Linked DNA regions of Homo sapiens: region 1 is linked to region 2. Evidence: chromatin loops called from intact Hi-C (ENCODE). Cell type or tissue: IMR-90. All regions are shown on one strand. Links, peaks and the distances in the headings refer to the core of each region. The heading gives the core; the rest is flanking DNA.

The links. Hi-C counts contacts between places; a loop is a spot of excess contacts. Peaks named below come from ENCODE experiments on the same cell type or tissue, not always from the same donor. Only the 100,000 strongest peaks of a DNase experiment are listed, where the experiment ranks them.
Region 1: a loop joins it to region 2, with 4 times the contacts of the local background. A loop is called at or near these places in 13 of 110 quality-filtered maps.

What each region holds. Positions count from the first base shown.
Region 1 is chr12:119,691,364-119,694,566 of GRCh38, reverse strand. All of the region lies in intron 46 of CIT (citron rho-interacting serine/threonine kinase), which reads left to right. Among named protein-coding and RNA genes, the nearest start is that of MIR1178, 21 kb to the left of the region's middle. In IMR-90, for the core only: no CTCF peak of the experiment used is centred there; a DNase peak (open chromatin) is centred at 1,406; H3K27ac peaks cover 613 bases.
Region 2 is chr12:119,900,637-119,903,839 of GRCh38, reverse strand. No RefSeq gene overlaps it. Among named protein-coding and RNA genes, the nearest start is that of CIT, 25 kb to the right of the region's middle. In IMR-90, for the core only: a CTCF peak has its summit at 1,614 (motif pointing right); a DNase peak (open chromatin) is centred at 1,629; H3K27me3 peaks cover 143 bases.

The DNA.
Region 1 (3,203 bases), core at 196-2,695, 210 kb after region 2:
CCCCCAAAGTGCTGGGATTACAGGTGTGAGCCACTACACGCAACCACCCCTCCTTTTTAATACAAGTGGCAGCATATTCTGCATACTCTCCTGTACCTTGATGTGTCTTGGCGATTGCTCCGTGTCAGTGTGAGAAGTAGTTATTCATTCATTTCTCCCCAGATGCCTGCACAACCTTCCTTATCAGGGCTGTACCTTAATTGGTTTAACTGCTTCTTCATTAATGGCTGTTCGAGTTGTCTCCAATCTGTTGCTGCAATAAATGACTTTCTCCTTACGTCATTTTACATGCTGAGGAATCTATCTGTAGGATAAATTCCTAGAAAAGTGTGGGTGAATGGGTGATGGCTGATGTGGATTTGTAAATCTGATGGACAGTGTGGAGTTTTCTGCCCTGAAGGCTTCTCCCATTTGCCATCCCACCAGCTGCGTGTGGAAGTGGGACTGGCCTCGTCTTGACACAGTGCTAGGAGCTAGATCCAGCTCGAGGTGTAGGAAGTTTGAAACCTTGGCCTGCAAAGAAGGTCTGAGATTATTTAACCCCGGGAATAAATGACCTAAGATAATCTTCTGGATTATTATAAGGTGTGTCTACCTTCTAAATAGTTATGTGGACTCCATACCATGTGCCCGACATAATGTCTATGGCTGGGGATACAGAGATGTAGAAAGCATGTTCTTATATTCCAGGAGCCCATAATTTGGTGGAAGAACCACAACTAATATTACAAAATACCAAGATCTTGGGCAAGACTGTCCTAATGAATAATCTCTCTTTTGTTGATGTATAGGAGTTAATTAATCTGAAATGTTTGGTTAGTGTGGTTTTAACCTGAGGAACTTGCTGAAAAACCAGAAGTGCCAATAATTAAATGCTCCTAACTCTTGGCTTGGCCCTGCTTCAAGAGTGACTGCTCAGTGCACCACAGTCCTCCCCTGAAAATGTCTAGATCTTTTTTAAGTAGTTCCCAAGTCATGCCAGAAACACATTGAAATATTGTAATTAGATTTTTTTCCTCCGTTGCCTCACTGGATAGGTGGCCAGGCACCTTGCTTTTGAGATTATATAGTCTCTCAAAGGAGTTGCTTACTGTGCGATCAAAACAGTTCCAGTTCCTGAGAACGAGGGGCAGAAAAGTGTTTGCTTTCCTGTGGCATGTCTGGAAAATCAGTAGTTGGTTATCTCTTGGCTTATAGAATGATCTTTTGGTCGCTGACTTCTTTGGGCAGTTGAGAATGTAGAAGGTTGGCTTTCTGGGTCTGATTCACTGCAGGCTTCGTTGCCCTGGTCTGTTTAGCAGAGCAGGAAACGTAACTCCTTGCCAAAAAACCATAAAATTGATGTGGTAGATTATGGGTCATTAATGGATAAGGAGATGGAAGACTGCCCACTTGGCTTGGAATGACGGGTGTGTTCCTTCCTCCCGTTAATCTCAGCTGACGTCCTGAATGGCCTTCCCTTGAGCAATCCTTCTTCCCCTGGCCAGTGAGCACCCTCTCATTTGTTTTATGATAGTTTCTTGTGGACACATCTTATCATTTCTTTTCCATTACAAGTAGGCTTAATGTAGTTCTCCTACTCGGAATTTATTTTTTTGTTTGTCTTCCAGATTTCAAAGCCATATGGCTAGAGATGAATATAAACCTTGATTTCAAGATGTTGAAATCTGAGTTATCTTAAATCTTACTGCTGCAGAGACAGGGGTTCTGGCCTTCTGAGCATTCGTTGTCTGAATCTCCAAACGTTACAGTTGCATGGGAAAGCAAGAGCATGGCATGAAACTATTCACTATGAACTGAGCCCTTATGAAATTATCTCTGCACACCAACTTCTCTGTTATATTGTAGAGGAGGAATTGGCAAACTTTTTCTGCACAGGTTTAGATGGTAAATATTTTCGGCTTTGTGAGCCATATGGTCTCTGTCTCAGCTGCTCAACCCTGTTGTGGTCATGCGGAAGCAGCTGTAAGACAATGCATAACCAGATGGGCATGGCTTCATTCCAATAAAACTGTATTTATAAAAACAAGCATCTTCCGGATTTGGCCCTCAAGCCTGTTCTAGAGTCTCTCCTTCCACAATAAACACTGTCTTTGCTGTCGCTTCTCAATTATGGACGTTGACAGAAGAGGTTCTGATACAGTTAGACCAATAATTGAAGAAAGAAATGAACAAGTTGATAAAATTATAGCCTCTTCCAATGAGAAGGATTTAAATATCAAGGATTAAGATAGTCCTTTGGGAAAACACTTTTCTTGTTTTAATTTTTAGTTTTAGTTTTTTAGAAGCGGGGTCTTGCCATATTGCCCGGGCTGGTCTTGAACTCCTGGGCTCAAGCAATTCTCCTTCCTTAGCCTTCCTAATAGCTAGGACTACAGGCATGCATCACTGTGCCCGGCTTTTTCAAATATTTTTGAAGAGCCTTCTTTAGGATCCACTGCAAAAGTCCAATGTGTCCAACGTTGGTGTCAGAGCATGTTAGCAGCAATTTTGTTGAGACAATTAGCACAAAACAAATCATTCTGTGATTCATGCTTGGTTCATTTTTGGAATCAGCATGTAATTGCATTGTAATTTAAATACTAAAAATATCTAGCATAAAATAAGTTTATATTCCAAGATAAAGCCTCAATCAAACAAAATATGTTTTCAAGTAATATTCACTGTAATTTTTTTCCTCCATTTTAAGTAGGGCCTTTTCCAAGCACAAATTATGCTGAGATAATAGGGACCCTAGTACTTTTAGAGCTGATCAAGGGTGGGAAAGAATTGACTCAGAAGGCCACATTTCAGTTCTCTCTGTGTTTGTAGGTCTTACTACATCTTCAGAGAGGGAGTTTGGCCCCTGGGTCTGCTGAAATCTTCATTTGAAATATCCAGGCCAGGAGTGGGTGGAGGATTGGGTTGGGTTGTACAAAAAGGCCGCAGTGTTTTCAACTGCTTGGTTACTAATTATCAACCTTTGAGGCCTGGGACGTTTTCTGAGCCCGCTTTACTTTGTCTGCCCTGCTCAGTTTCCTGACTCTATCAGGCCTGATCCCTACACCTCTCGGTCGTCTTATTGTCATGACTGAGAACCATCCACCTTCTGAGCATCTGCATTTGCATCAGGTGTCAGAGACTCTTGGAAAGCCACATGGGGGCAGAGGTGACCAAACACGAGGCCCAGGAGTGGGACAGACATGGCAGTTAACAGTGATCAG
Region 2 (3,203 bases), core at 291-2,790:
TATGTTAAATTGGGAAGAAAAGGAATCTTACAACATTGGCACTTCTTATTTAGGAACAGATCATCCCTGTCTTTTCTTACTCAGGCCTTGTTTGTAAGTCTGTAGTCAAGCTTTGCGGTTTTCTTTATGAACCCCTTGCCCTTTTCTTATTGTGTTGATTTCTAGGAACTGGATAGTTTGTTGTTACTGGAGGAGAATAATTTCTCTTTAACATTAGCTCAATGGTTGTTACTAGTGTAATGGAAAGCTATTGATTTTGTGTGTATGTGCATTCATCTTATATTGGGCTATCATTTGGAATGCCTGGTCTACAAGTGCACGCCACCCCACCTGGCTAATTCTTAATTTTTTTGTAGAGAAGGTGGGGTCGGGTAGATGGTCTCACTTTGTTGCACAGGCTGGTCTCCAACTCCTGGACTCAGGCAATCCTCCTGCCTCAGCCTTCCCGGGCTGTGATCTCCTTTTCTAAGAGTGATACTCCTTTTTCTTATACGTGTAATCTCTGAGGAAAGGGAGAAAAACGGGAGGCAGATGGTTGGGGTACAGGGGTAGAGAGACAGAGAGAGGAGGCGAAATGAGAAAGCTTGAACTCCTGATGTTGGGTGGGACAAGAATGAATTAAGTGGACTCCCTGGAGCTTAGCTGAGAGAAGGGTAATTGGAAAAGTCCAAGCAAGAGTCCATTTCCTATGTCAGAAAATTGTACAAGGTGTGGCCCTTTTCCTTTATTTCTAGTCTCTGCCCCAAGCATCAGAGGAGCTTTGAACGAAGGAGGGTGGGGCAAGCATGTGAGAGCAGACCACTCCCCACAGATCATTCTTTCCCCCCACTCCAAAGCTGGGCTTATCGGGGAGGGGAGTAGGAGATGATGCATCAGACACACTATCAGAGCCTTTGGGGCTGGGGCAATGGCTCATGCCTGTAATCCCAGCACTTTGGGAGGCCAAGGCAGGAGGATCGCTTGAACCCAGGAGTTCTAGATCAGCCTGGATAACAAAGGGAGATCCCACCTCTACAAAAAATATTTAAAAATTAGCTAGGAGTGGTGGCGTGTGCCTGTAGTCCCAGCTACTCGGGAGGCTGAGAGGAGAGAATTGTTTGAGCTTTGGGAGGTCGAGGCTGCAGTGAGCTGTGATCACACTGCTGCATTCCAACTTGGGCAACAGAGCAAGATCGTATCTCAAATAAAGGGGGTGGGGTGGGGGCACTTTGGGAAAGTTGAGGACATGAAAGCCACAGCGTTTGCTAGGGATGTCTCTTAAGGGTGGAAAAGGAAGGTTCCATAGAGAATGGTTGAAGGAAGAGACTGGAAAAATAATAAATTGGGGGTTTTTTTGGACATAATATTTAACCAGTTGCTTTTACAATGTCAACTGTATTTCTATCATCCCTGTTTTAGGAATGGTGCAATTAAGACCAGAGAAGACATTGTCATTTGGGGCGAAAGCCCATCTATCTCATCTTTGTAGAGACATCCCTCTCTGAGTCAGACTTGGATGTCGACTTTCATGGCACTGCCAGATCAGCAGCACCAGATAAAGCATATCAAGGACCTTGTTACTAAGACAGGCACTAGTGAAAATGGGGGCTGCCCCTGCAGCTACTCTATTGGGCCACTAGATAGCGCTTCTGCTTCGAGGAGGTAAAATGCTAAACCAAGCAATGGTGCTTTAGATGGTTTAAAGATAAGGAAGCAACTAACGGAAGTAATTTCCAGGGCAGGACTCTAAAAAGGCTATTTGGAAGAGAAGTACAGGTGCTCATTAGGTAGTGTGGAATGAATGTGATCTAGAAAATTGCTTACATTCCATAGGAAAAATTTACATTGCTAAACAAGGAAATTAAAAAGACACAATGAAATGCCACTTCATCCCTATTAGGATGGCTATTATATATAATATAATATAGATATTAAATGGAAAAATATATATTATTTATAATATATAAAATATATAATTTATAATATATTATTATATAATGTAATTATATTATATATTATTTATATTTATTGTTTTATATATATATAAAATGGAAAATAATTTAAGTGTTGGTTAGAGTGTGGAGAATTTGAAGCCCTGATTCGTTAGTGGTGGGAATTTCAAATGGTGCAGCCACTTTGAGAAACAGTTTGGTGGTTCTTCAAAAAGGAAACAGAAGTGACGTATGATCCACTCCTACGTATGTAAATATACCCCAAAGAATGGAAAGCAGGGACTCAGATATTTGTACACCAACATTCTTTCAGAAAACAGAAGCAACCCACGTGTTTATGAACAGATGAATGGATAAACAACATGTGGCATATACATGCAATGGAATATTATTCAGTCATACATGGAATGAAGTCCTAATACATGTTACAACATGGATGAACCTTGAAAACATGCTAAGCGAAATCAGCCAGGCACGAAGGGCTGCTGTATGATATCATTCCACTTATATGAGGTGCCTAAAATGGGCAAATTCATAGATACAGAAAGTAGAATAGAGGTTAAGAAAGCAGAGGCTGGGTGCGGTGGCTCACGACTGTAATCTCAGCACTTTGGGAGGCCGAGGCGGGCAGATCACTTGAGGTCAGGAGTTCGAGACCAGCCTGGCCAACATGGTGAAACCCTGTCTCTACTAAAAATACAAAAATTAGCCAGGGGTGCTGGTGCACGCCTATAATCCCAGCTACTTGGGAGGCTGAGGCAGGAGAATCACTTGAACCCAGGAGTTACAGGTTGCAGTGAGCCAAGATTGTGACATTGCACTCCATCCTGGGTGACAGAGTGAGAGGGAGACTCAGTTTAAAAAACAAACAAAAACAACAACAACAACAACAAAAAAACAGAAAGCAGAACGGATGTTGCCGAGGGAAAATGAAAAGATGTAGTTTAATAGGTACAGAGTTTGTTTGGGATGATGACAAAGTTCTGAAAATAGGCAGTGATCATGATTCATTGCACGTTATGAATGTACTTAATGCTACTGAACTGTATGCTAAAGAATAGTTAAATAGGCCAGGCACAGTGGCTCACGCCTGTAATCCCAGCACTTTGGGAGGCCGAGGCTGGCAGATCATCTGAAGTCAGAGTTCCAGACCAGCCTGGCAAAACTAATGTCTATACAAAAAATACAAAAATTAGCTGGGTGTGGTGGCGCCGGCCTGTAATCCCAGCCACTCGGGAGGCTGAGGCAGGAGAATCGCTTGAACCCGGGAGG